Regions from separate parts of the Homo sapiens genome. Here region 2 is linked to region 1. The links are chromatin contacts, found by Hi-C or POLR2A ChIA-PET in ENCODE. All regions are on one chromosome and are shown on one strand. The core of a region is the stretch at or near the end of the contact, and the rest is flanking DNA. Distances in the headings are between cores, read along the strand shown.

Region 1 (5,666 bases), core at 1,540-4,039:
TGCCATAATAAACTTTTAAAAATTAGATTATCACAGTACCCAACCTAAGGCATCAAAATGTGTTTGATCAAGCTGGGTGCAGTGGCTCATGCCTGTAATCCCAGCACTTTGGGAAGCCGAGGCAGGCAAATCACTTGAGGCCAGGAATTTGAGACCAGCCTAGTCAACATGGCAAAACCCTGTCTCCACTAAAAATACAAAAAAATTAGCCAGGCACAGTGGCGCGCACCTGTAAGACCAGCTACTCAGGACACAGAGGCATGAGAATCGCTTGAACCCAGGAGGCAGAGGCTGCAGTGATCAGAGATGGCACCACTGTACTCCAGCCTCGGCAACAGAGCAAGACTCTCTCAAAACAAAAACAAAACCAATTAGCCAATTGGAGAAATCTGATGGACTGGGCATCAAATGATATTACAGGGTTACTATAAAAAAAAATGTGTTTGACCAATCACATAAATTGAATATACCACATAGTAAAATGTGTGACTCCTAAGCTGGACATAGCGGTGGCGGCACACGCCTGTAGTCTAACTACTCAGGATGCTGAAACTAAAGGATCACTTGAGCCCAAGCGTTTGAGGTTGTAGTAAGCTATAATAGTGCCACTGCACTCCAGCCTGGGTGACAGAGCAAGACCCCATCTCTAAAACAAACAAACCATAAATGCATAAATTTAAAATAAATGTGAAGTCAACCAACTATTTTAAAATAAAATAAAATGTGTGACTCCTGATAATCTATGCTGTCCTGACCATAAAACAGGAAGTTAACATTTTAGAACCCCTAAAATAAAATGCCATTCAAACACAGCCACATTTCAGTGAAACCAGCCACATTTTAAAGGAATCAGAAAATCCCTTTCCATTACAATGCAACTAGAAGGCCTGCATAAGTGGAGGGCCCTTCTAACAGAATTCCACAGTTCCCCAACCCAGAATTCCCGAATTATTTACACTTTCCCATAATTAACACCCTTATCTTTTTTAATATGCAGGTTTGGTTGTTTTAACTGAAAGCATATAACTTAAATAGTGAACCAAAATAACCCAAACTCTTATTCAGCACATCTCACAGAATACACATTTTCAATATTCCAGATTAGCAGGATGGAGAGTTCAGGAGAGAGATCAAAATTTAAATCTGTCAGTGACGACCACACACAGCAGCAGACTGCAAGGTTCTTCTCAATAATGCAAAACATCTTTCATCTATGAATTTTCCCAGTTTTCATGAATTTAAATATCTACAGAAATGTTATAAAAGCTTTAAAATTCCTAAATCCCAGTGCTACTCTATTCCCTATTATTCCAGGACCATTTCCAAAACCAAAGCTACCAGAACAGCTTAGAAATCATTAGGCGGGGTTGAAAAATAGACTCTTAGATTTAAATATACGGTTTTGGTGGGTTTGGTTGTTTCTTTAGGGTTTTTTGTTGTTTTTGTTTTGTTTTGTTTTTTGTTTTGGGGTTTTGTTTGTTTGTTGTTTTTTGAGACAGAGTCTCGCTCTGTCGCCCAGGCTGGAGGTTACTGGCACAATCTCGGCTCACTGCAACCTCTGCCTCCCGGGTTCAAGCGATTCTCCTACCTCAGCCTCCCGAGTAGCTGGGATTATAGGCACCAACCACCGCTCCCGGCTAATTTTTGTATTTGTAGTAGAGATAGGGTTTCTCTATGTTGGCCAGGCTGGTCTCGAACTCCTGGCCTCAGGTGATCTGCCCGCCTTGGCCTCCCAAAGAGCTGGGATTACAGGTGTGAGCCACAGCCCCCGGCCTGTTTTGTTTTTAATTCATACTTTTGTGGACACAAGAACGCATATTTGGTGCAGACTGGCTCCAAGGACAGGATATCTGAAATTATTTGAACTGAAACAATATAGTTGTGCCAATAAAGACAGAAAAGACTAAAGACAATATAAAGCTTGTCATTTAAATGTTTTTTAAAAAATATCTTTCGTACCGTGGTTTTCTTAAAACGACTACTTTATCTACACTAATCATCTGGACCTCTGATGCCCAACCGAGACGAAAGTGCTGAGTGATGACCAGGGGTCGGGTAGCTTGGTCCACAAGAAAAAGAGAAATGTTTTCATCTTGAATTCTTTAGATCCCGACCCCTCCGCGCAGAGTTCAGCGGGCGAGGGCGAGGGGCGTCCTGGGCAGGGGGCGCCCCTCATCCAGCCTAGGCTCCAGTCACGTACGTGCACGCAACTGTCAAAGCTCAGCCCAAGGAGCAACTCTCCGCATCTGTGCATTTCATCCTGAGTCAAGCCCCATAAAAATTGGAATACGTAAAAATGGGCAAAAATTGAACATTTAAAATACAGCAGTGAAAAGGGAGGAGTGCCTGCTCCGGAAATGCTCTAAGCGTGGTTCATCAACACTCCCTGAAGAGCGGACCACGGAGATGCTCCGAGGCTCCGCCATCCCGCACGCAGGACAAAGGTGCTGAGAATGAGGCGCGCTGGTCCTGCACCCTCTGCCGAGAGCCGGAAGCCAGGGGCGCGCCGGGGCCGGTCGGGCACGTGCAGGGGGCTCTCCGGCCGCCGCGCTGCCCCGAAGCCGGCCCTGGGGACTCGCGGCTGCGCGGACCGAGCTCGCGAAGGGGACCAGGCTCGCGGAGGGGCCGCAGCGGCCCCAAGGATGGCGCAGGAAGACCCCCCACGCAAGACAGCCGGTCGCGGGGGTCAGGGGCGGCTCCTCCCGGGCCCGGCCCCGCCCGACTGACCTGTGACGCTGGCCCGGGTGACGCGCTGCACCACGGCCTTCATGGCGGCGGCTGGGGCGAGTGGGGCGGCGCCGCGCTGCGTCCGGCCTCGCGACTCTGAGGGCGGCTCCGCAGCCGGCGCCCTCTGGAGGTGACACCCGGAAGCGCGCCCAACTGGCCGGTCCGACTCGGTCGGCTGCTACCCACCCCACGTCGGCCACGCCCACTCTCGGCCTGGCGATAGGCCCACCCACTCATAGATTGACTCCGCCTATGCCTGCCACGCCCACCTGCTGCCCAACCGTAACCCCGCCCGTCATTGAAAAGCCCAGTCCCCACGCTCGGCCCTGCCCCATCCACATCTGGGTCCCGCCAGAGCCCTTTGATCCCCCCATCCCGGGCCCAGCCCCTACCCAGTGCCCAGAACCCACTCTGCCCCGAAGGTAGTCTCTATGCTGGTTTTTTTCTCCCACATACCCGAACCTAAGAACCCGTCATCACTAAGCCTTTAAATTCAGCCTGAATCCTATTTCTAATTGTATTCCTCTTTCCTCTTCCACTCCTCTGCACGCAGATCCTCCCAAATTCTTCTTCCTTGTCTTCCTGCCTCAGTGGCTTTTCAGATACCACATACAAAAGGATCTGCTGCCTAAAATAGCCATTTACCTATCTCACTATTAATTCGACTTAGCCATGTCATGATAATAAATAGGTATGTGATTCTAGAATTCTAATTTCTCATGTAATATAAATGCTACTAATTGGCCCCCTCACTGGGTTGTTAGATTTAAATGAACCAAACCACGTAAAAGTGCTTAGATGGCAGCAAAGGGCTGTACAACTATTACCCCAACAAATTATTATCATTGCTAAAAATAATTCCATCTCAGCAGTCTTCACCTTAAAGGTGACTAATAGCATTGGTGGGCGTAGAAAAGGCACTGAAATTGAGAAGAAACCCTCACTTGCCCAGAAAAGACTACAAACTAGTGTGCTTGTTTGTTAAATACTGAATACTAAATTGCCTTAATAACGTTGTCAAAGTTAACATAACCAGTAACAAGACATCATGTGCCTCCTGATATTGCACTGGGAAGGACACAACATCAATCTTGTGGTATTTCTGCCAAATAATGTATAACCTGAATCCAATCATGATGAAACATAGGACAAAAATAAATTGAGGAACATTCTACAAAATAACCAGGTAGGATTCCGAGAATTAAGGAGGATTTTTTTTTTTTTTTTTTTTGAGATGCAGTTTTGCTCTTGTGGCCCAGGCTGAAGTGCAATGGTGTGATCTTGGCTATCCACAACTTCTGCCTCCTGGGTTCAAGCAATTCTTCTGCCTCAACCTCCTGAGTAGCTGGGATTACAAGCATGCGCCGCCACGCCCGGCTAATTTTGTATTTTTATTAAAGATGAGATTTCTCCATGTTGGTCAGGCTGGTCTCGAACTCCCGACCTCAGGTGATCTGCCCGCTTTGGCCTCCCAAAGTGCTGGGATTACAGGCATGAGCCACTGCGCCCAGCCGTGGACTTTTTAAAAGACAGGAAAACTACCTGTAATCCCAGCACTTTGGGAGGTCAAGGTGGGCGGATCATTGGAGGTCAGGAGTTCGAGGCCTGCCTGGCCAACATGGTGAAACCCCGTCTCTACTAAAAATACAAAAATTAGCCAGGCATGGCAGCGCATGCCTGTAATCCCAGCTACTCGGGAGGCTGAGGCAAGAAAATTGCTTGAACCCGGGAGGCGGAGGTTACGGTGAGCCGATATCGTGCCACTGCACTCCAGCCTGGGTGACAAAGCAAGACTCTGTCTCAAAAAAAAAAAAAAAAAAAAAAAAGACAGGAAAACTAAATTAACCTGGGTGGTATCCTGGCCAGAAAAATCAAGAAAAGGAAAAGCTTATTATTGGAACAACTGGTAAAATTTGAGTTTTTGAAAAATCAGCAGGTCTCAATATTTTGATCACAGGATCCCTTTACATTCTTAAAAATTATTGGGCACAAAGTATAGCTTTTGTTTAGGTGGATTATATCTAAAAATGTTTACTGTTTTTAACTAAGAGAAATAGTTAACATGGATTTATCAATGCATTTAAAAATAGCAATAATAAATCCCCTACATATGAATATCAGAGCAATGAAGTCACTATATGTCACGGAGCCCCTGGAAAACTCCATTGTGCACTCCTGAAAGAATAAGACTAAAAAAGGGAAAATTGGGCTGGTCGTGGTGGTTCACGCCTGTAATTCCAGCACTTTGGGAGGCTGAGGCAGGTGGATCACTTGAGGTCAGGAGTTCAAGACCAGCCTGGCCAACATGGTGAAACCCCATCTCTACTAAAAATACAAAAATTAGCCAGGCGTGATGGTGGGCACCTATAATCCCAGCTACTTGGGAGGCTGAGGCACAGGAATCACTTGAAACCGAGAGGCGGAGGTTGCAGTGAGCCAGGATCACTGCCACTGCACTCCAGCCTGGGTGACAAAGTAAACCTGTGTCTCAAAAAAAAAAAAAAAAGTTAACATACTTAAAATGGAATTCAAAATGTTCACCCCTATGGTACAATAAAGACTTTGGCCTTTGTTAATTCTGGGTTTCTGGCATGGAGCTTTAAAAATTCTTGGAATTTCTCAAGAGACAGGAGTATCTTTGTTATTCATGAGCTCCTTGATTATTCCTGAGTTTACTAACAAGACAATTCAGATTGGGAGCTGGTCACTGGAAAGACCAATAGTGACTGGATGTCTGAGCCAGCCCAACCTGTGGGAGGGGTAGAAGACAGAGATTGAGTTCAACCTGTGGCCAATGATTCAATCAGTCATGCTTACATGATGAAATCCCAGGAAAGACTCTGGACATTGAAGCTTCATTGAGCTTCCTGGTTGCTGAACACATTGATGTGCTGGGAGGGTAATGGCCCTGATTCCGCAGGGAGAAAGCACAGAGGCTC
Region 2 (6,091 bases), core at 129-2,628, 140 kb before region 1:
CAGCTCTGAGGGACTGTTTGGCAGTGGAGCAGGTAGAAACAGGAGAGCACACACAGGCCCCACCTAGAAGAAAAGACACAAGCAAAAGGACAGCACTGGAGGAGGGGCTCAAATACAAAGGCCAGGCCACCTGCCTAGGGACACACATGTGCAATAGAAGCCACTCAGAGAGAGAAGGAAGAAGGGAGGTGATGAACATAAGGGGCAGGACAGTGGTCATTCCCGGCCAGGGGCAGGCTATGCAGGGAGGAGGCAGGAAGGCCCTGGGTATGGAAGTCGCTCTGCTTCTTAGGCTGGGAGGCAGTACCTAGGCTGTTTGTGTTGTCGTTATGCTTTTGACACATGTGTATTACAGATACTCCTTTTCAGCTATCAAATATTACATAATAAATTTTTTAAAGCACAGAAGTGATGACACTTCATTTTTAGTCATGGCTTTGCCAAAGGGCTCTAATATATGACTTGCTTCCCCACAAAATATCTGAAGAGGAATAAAACCACTATTGATCACAAATGTACAATTCTCCAGTATGCAGCTTGTCAGAGAAAATGAAGTGCTCTTCAAAAGTATTATTATGACACTTCTGCAAATTTAATTGAAATCTCAGCTCTGAATACCCCGGGGCCATGGTTGAGCCTGTTCAGTTTCAGGATCTACCAGTAGCTCACAAAGAACCAGAAATTGAACGTGTGTTATCACTGCCATTTACTTCTGAAAAGAAATGTTAGCAAACCACGACAAAACTGTCATGAACTCTATTTCTGTAGAAGAAAATGTATCTATAAAAGCCTTAGCCATGAGGCGGAAGGATCACTTGAGCCCAGGAGTTCAAGACCAGCCTGGGCAACATGGAAAAACCCCACTCCACAAAAAATACAAAAACTCACCAGACGTGGTGGCACATGCCTGTAGTCCCAGCCCCTTGAGGGGCTGAGGCAGGACGATGGTTTGAGTCCAGGAGGTCAAGGCTGCAGTGAGCCGTGACTGCACCACTGCACTCTAGCCTGGGCAACAGAGTGAGACCCTATCTTAAGCAATCAAGCAAGCAAGCATCGGCCGTAGGTTTGGTACAAACAAAAGCTGCTGTGCCCAGCTCCCAGGTATCTTTGTCATTAGCTTCAATTCAGTTTCAGGATGCTGTCAGGAATTGTCACTCCTGGGAGGAAGTGTGCTAACAATGAAATTGGAGAATGGATGCAATGCTCAGAGCCATCTTACTATTTTTATTCTCCTGACTCAAAATACACCTACCACCAGACAGACCCAGGGGACCCAGGCAGGGGCTTTTCCTGCCACATGAGCACTGCTTTGTGCTCTGAGAAAGCACTGCTGCCAGCCTCAACAGCTGCTCTTGTGAGTTTCCTATGCAAATGAGGCCTCAAAAAGATCTGACAACCTTAGGGCCACATCCCTTTGGTTATTCCACTTCCCCTACTTACAGATTCCCACATCCAGACACCGAAATAGGACTGAGGAGCAACGACCTGTTTGGAATTGAGGCTGGTCCTGGGAGCAGCAATGGCAGATCTCCAAAGTGCTGTCAGAATGCAGACTCCCAGACCCCACCCAGACTTGCAGAACCACAATCTGCATTCTGACAGATCCCCACGGGACTCCTGTGCACCTTGAACTTTAGGAAGCGCTGGGCTAGAGGGCTTATCTTAAACTGAGGTTTCATAGGGAGCACGGTTTTCAATCAGAGTTCGAGTGGCTTTGAAGATGGGCTGACTCCCATCCCCCAGCCAGGTCTTGCTGTGCCACTGACCAGAAGCCAAACTCAGGGTGATGGCCCCGCCCTCTTCCCTACACTCCAGGGGACCTTTTAGCTAGCCCATTGCCCAGGCAGGGCCCTCTTGCCGGCTGAGGGGTCCCCAGTATTCAGCAAGTAGACAAGGCCAGCCAAGGAGGCAGGAAGGCCAGGAGGGGCTGACAGTCTCCAAGTCCATGAAGGGACTGAAAACCCCTCCAGGGTCCTACCCATGCCCCTCCCATCCCCTATCCCACACACTCACAATGTTCCTGCCACTGCTACCTTTCCTTCAGCCCCTTCTCACCTAAGCTCCCTGGAACCCCCTTTCCACAGTGAACAAACCATCTTCTCCATCAGCCTCCCCTCTGCTTCACCCTAGGCCACCTCTCCCACAAATGCCCATCCACCGCTAGGTGGGTGAGTGAAGTGTGCTATATCCACATGATGGAAGATTACATGGAAATAAGGACTGAAGTGCTGACACGTGCCATGGCATGGACAAACACCGATGATGCTCTGCTCTGTGAAAGAAGCCATGCACAAAGGTCACATACTGTGTGCCCTCCTTTACATGGAATGCCCAAAATAGAGAAATCTACAGCTCAGGGCTGGGGAGGATGGTGGGAAGGGGAGAGTGACAGCTAAAAACAGGGGTCTTCTCATGGTGATGGTTGCTCTGCGAATGAACTACAGGCCATGAACTGTGCACTTCACATGTGCGGACTGTGTGGCATGTGAATATCTCACTAAAACTCATTACAGAATAACGTCTCTCCCCACCCAGATCCCTTCCAGGGCCGCCCTCTCCTTCAGGGCCGAAGAGCATCATCAAGGTGTTACAGAAGTCCACCCAGACCCAGCTTCAAACAGCCTCACCAGTCTCCTCGCCACCCACTTCCTCTCGCCTTGCACTTTACCCTCCAGGAATTCTAAACCCTCCTCAGCCCTACCACCTCATCCTGTTTCCTGCCCAAGCCTACATTCATGCCTGGGGCTTCTGAGCCACCTCACACTAGTCTTCTCTCAGGGCTGGGCTGAGGCTGCCCTCCAGGTTCCCACTAAACAACACCTCACCCCCGGGAGCCGTGGGGGAATCCACATTCTGTCATGCAGCTCCAAAGCTCAGGCAGGCCCCTCTGCTCCCACCCATGGGCCCTGCCCAGGCCTCCAGGCACGCGGCCAAGTCCCAGGTACTACAGCTGCTACCTCACCACAGCACCTGCCAAGGACTCCTCTGTCACTCTGCTCATTCCCCATAGCCACGGGTCCCAGCACCCAAGAGTCCACCCGTCCTCACAGACTCTCAGCCAGCCAAGGCCAACAGGTGCCTGGAATGCAAAGATTGGTAACTCTTCAATTGTCTCCAGCATTCCACTTCCCTTCTCTGGGAAAGATAAAGTCAGCTCCAAGGAGAGTCCTTTCTGGCCCCTATAAGTAAGCAGCATCTTAAGAAGACACTGTGTCCCCATCTCCTGGGTCTGGACTGTGAGCAAAAGTACAATGCATGGTATTAATTACCATAACGGGGAAGAGCAGTGTGGTAGGTGTCTGTCCCCCAAGAAAGGGGGCAAGGGGAGGAAGAGGTATTGGGAATGGTATCAAAACCCCCAGGACTAAGTCTGGATCTTCTTTGCTGGCCAAAGTATCAACACTCCCCACTAAGTGACAACAAGGAGTAGAATTCCTAGTCATCCCAATGGGGCTTCCCTCAGAAACACCTCTAGGATTTTGAGTCTCTTCACATCCATGCACAAGGCACCTAAATTTTGGTGAAGGCAGCTGACATTTACCCTGATGAGTGACAGGCTGAATTATGTTAGTAACCTGGTAGGAAAAAAACCCTTGATTGACAAAAACACCCCCCTCATCTTTGCTGAATTTGTGTTAGATTACTTGTACAATGCAATTTTCATGATGAGAATTAAGGTAAACATGGGGCTCAGAGGCTGACAGATAAATTGAGTGATTTTCAATTATTAAATCAAGATCAGGAACATTCCTGGACAAACAAGCAAAGAATGCACTTGACGAAGCCTGAAAAGAAAATGCCCCCATTGTCACTAGGAAGGTCAGACCATCAAGATAAATGCTTGCATTTTAGGTTCAATCAATGATTCACAGAATGACTATGCCAGAGGCGACTCCACTCCACCCACACCTGTAAATTCAGACACATCCCTAAACATGTGAGGATCTAGACAAGTGAACTTGAGGATAATCCAATGCTTTGGCACCAACTGGCTTCCCTCTTCTATAACAAAACAATCCAGGTGGGAGAGCCACACACAAAGATGCCAGTTGTCTAGAACTGACCACAGTACCCAGCTGCCTGGAGGGAGCAGAGCAAGGAGGCTCCCAGTTCTGCTGGGTGTCAGCCTCCATCTTGGAAGATCTGTCTGAATCCTAGGGATAAAATGTCACACCAGACACCAAGACCTGGGAATGAAAGAAAACACTGATGATATCGGGAGGTTTTTTGTCGGACATCTGCTGAGCAGTTAAAACCAGGAAACTGAGGATACACTGGTGTGGGGTGATGGTGATACTGACCATCATCATCCAGAGAAATGAGAGATGTGAGCCTCTGTAAGCAGAGGGTGACTTGGGATTAGGCTCTAATGCTGAGCCCAGCCCAGGAACACCTCGGAGAGTTCAAAGTGAGGCTATTACAGCATCTTACGCAAAAAACGAGTGGAGCACCTTAGAGAAAGAGCGTCATTAAAAAGTGGCTCCTGCCAGGTCAGCTTGGAGACCTGGACCCAAGAGAACTCAACCTGACAGAAACAAATTATTTAAACCAGTGACATCAGGACAGAGGCTAAAGCATATTGCTTCAAACTATTTGCTTATGAACTACAAATAAAAATATAAATCCATTTATCACCCATTCTGAGGTAGGAGGTGGGACTCGACTCAAGACTTGGGGCTCAGACACTGGACCAAACTGAGGACTAGCTAAAACAGGGTTCAGGTGGAAGCAGCTTTCCATCAGACACGCCCATCAGTGTGCCACTCCAGTTACTACTGCCATGGCAACACCACGGAGTTACTGCCCCTTTCCATGCTAATGACCTGGTGACCCAAAAGTTACTATCCCTTCCCTAGAAATTTCTGCATAAACCACCCCTTAATCTTTGCATGCAATAAAAAGTGAGTATAAATATGACTGCAAAACTGCCCTGAGCTGCTACTCTCTGCCTGCAGGGTAGCCCTGCTCTGCAGGAACAGCCACAGGTCTGTAACACCACCTCTTCAATAACAGCTGTTTTCTTCTACTTCCAGCTCACCAGGGTTCTTTCCTGGGTAAAGCCAAGAACCCTCACTCACGGGCTGAGCCCCATGTAGGGGCTTCCCTGCCCTGCATCAATTCCACCACTGAAAGAACAAAAGAGGGGGCATGCCAGTCACATTTCTATTAGTTAAGGACTGCCTTGTTCCAGGAAGGTTGCTGACAGCTTGTGGATTTCCTCTCTTGGAAATCTTACACAGAAATGAAATAGATCCCCATTTATTTGGAAGTGAAAAAACATTTTCAAATATTTTAAATCTTTCCAGGGGAGGGAAGGCTCCTGTTTTTAGGTCAATTTGAAGAAAAATGAAAGTGTATACAATATTTAGTGCCCACTACAGATTCTAAATCACATTCTAGGTTACAAACTTGATACATAAACTATGGCTGAGTTGTAAGGTGATATTCACACATTATAGTCCATCTTTATAATAATTACTACTTACAAATGAAATTTTGAACTTTTTGTTATTAAAAAGTTAAACTCTAGAAATCTAATCACTTAGTATGAGCCAATTTTTGAAAAAACGATGAGTATTATGATAGAAGAACTGAGGTCTTGGGCAATAGAATTCTCCATGGCCATTCTGCTCAGAAGGCTGAGGGCAATAAATATCATCACCCCTCTCCCCAAGTCACACACAAAATACAAAAATTTTATGAATACAAATTTCACAAAGGTGTCACTGCCCACACACCACAGTGGGAGGTACCCATGTGCCTACCTGCCCACGCTGCCCCACCTTCTTCTTTGCTCATGGAACTCCTCTTTAGTGGATTGTTCTCCACACAGCCAGGTCCTTCCTACGGGCTCCAGTCTAAACCATCACAGAGCTCATGGGGCTTTCCTCTTGCTGGTGTTGGCTGAGACAAAGTACATGATGGAATTCTGGCCAATGAACGTGAGAGGAAGTTTGCCAGGGGCTTCCAGGAAAGTCTTAAAAGGGGGCAGGAGATAGGGACATTCCCTTTTCCGCCTTTGATCATTGCTGTGTGTCTCCACGCAATGCCTGGAAATGTGGTGGTGACTCTAGGACCATGAGGGAAGCCA

Evidence for each region. A loop is a pair of places that touch in the nucleus more often than their neighbours do. ChIA-PET counts read pairs that join two places held with the same protein, here RNA polymerase II (POLR2A). Pooled maps may share reads with other maps.
Region 2: a pooled map shows a loop between it and region 1 (6-fold over the local background). The contact joins the enhancer-like site here to the promoter of DTD1 in region 1. A Hi-C loop is called at or near these places in 3 of 37 single-sample maps with no recorded cell type and 5 of 50 pooled maps. POLR2A ChIA-PET finds 5 or more read pairs at or near these places in 1 of 52 experiments (Panc1).

Annotation. Positions count from the first base shown.
Region 1 is chr20:18,585,177-18,590,842 of GRCh38, reverse strand. DTD1 (D-aminoacyl-tRNA deacylase 1) reads right to left here and starts at 2,789. Exons shown (of 6, transcript NM_080820.6): 1 at 2,728-2,789. The coding sequence starts at 2,770. It overlaps LOC124904878 (a long non-coding RNA gene), which reads left to right and starts at 3,378. Exons shown (of 3, transcript XR_007067547.1): 1 at 3,378-3,418. RefSeq lists enhancers at 2,253-2,312, 2,153-2,652, 5,324-5,618 and a silencer at 2,423-2,962.
Region 2 is chr20:18,723,963-18,730,053 of GRCh38, reverse strand. The region is part of intron 4 of DTD1 (D-aminoacyl-tRNA deacylase 1); the gene reads right to left. Among named protein-coding and RNA genes, the nearest start is that of DTD1-AS1, 28 kb to the right of the region's middle. RefSeq lists an enhancer at 1,330-1,853. Within about 2 kb of position 1,378, at least 3 of the 41 ENCODE cell types and tissues checked have a DNase peak (open chromatin) inside an H3K27ac peak, as active enhancers do.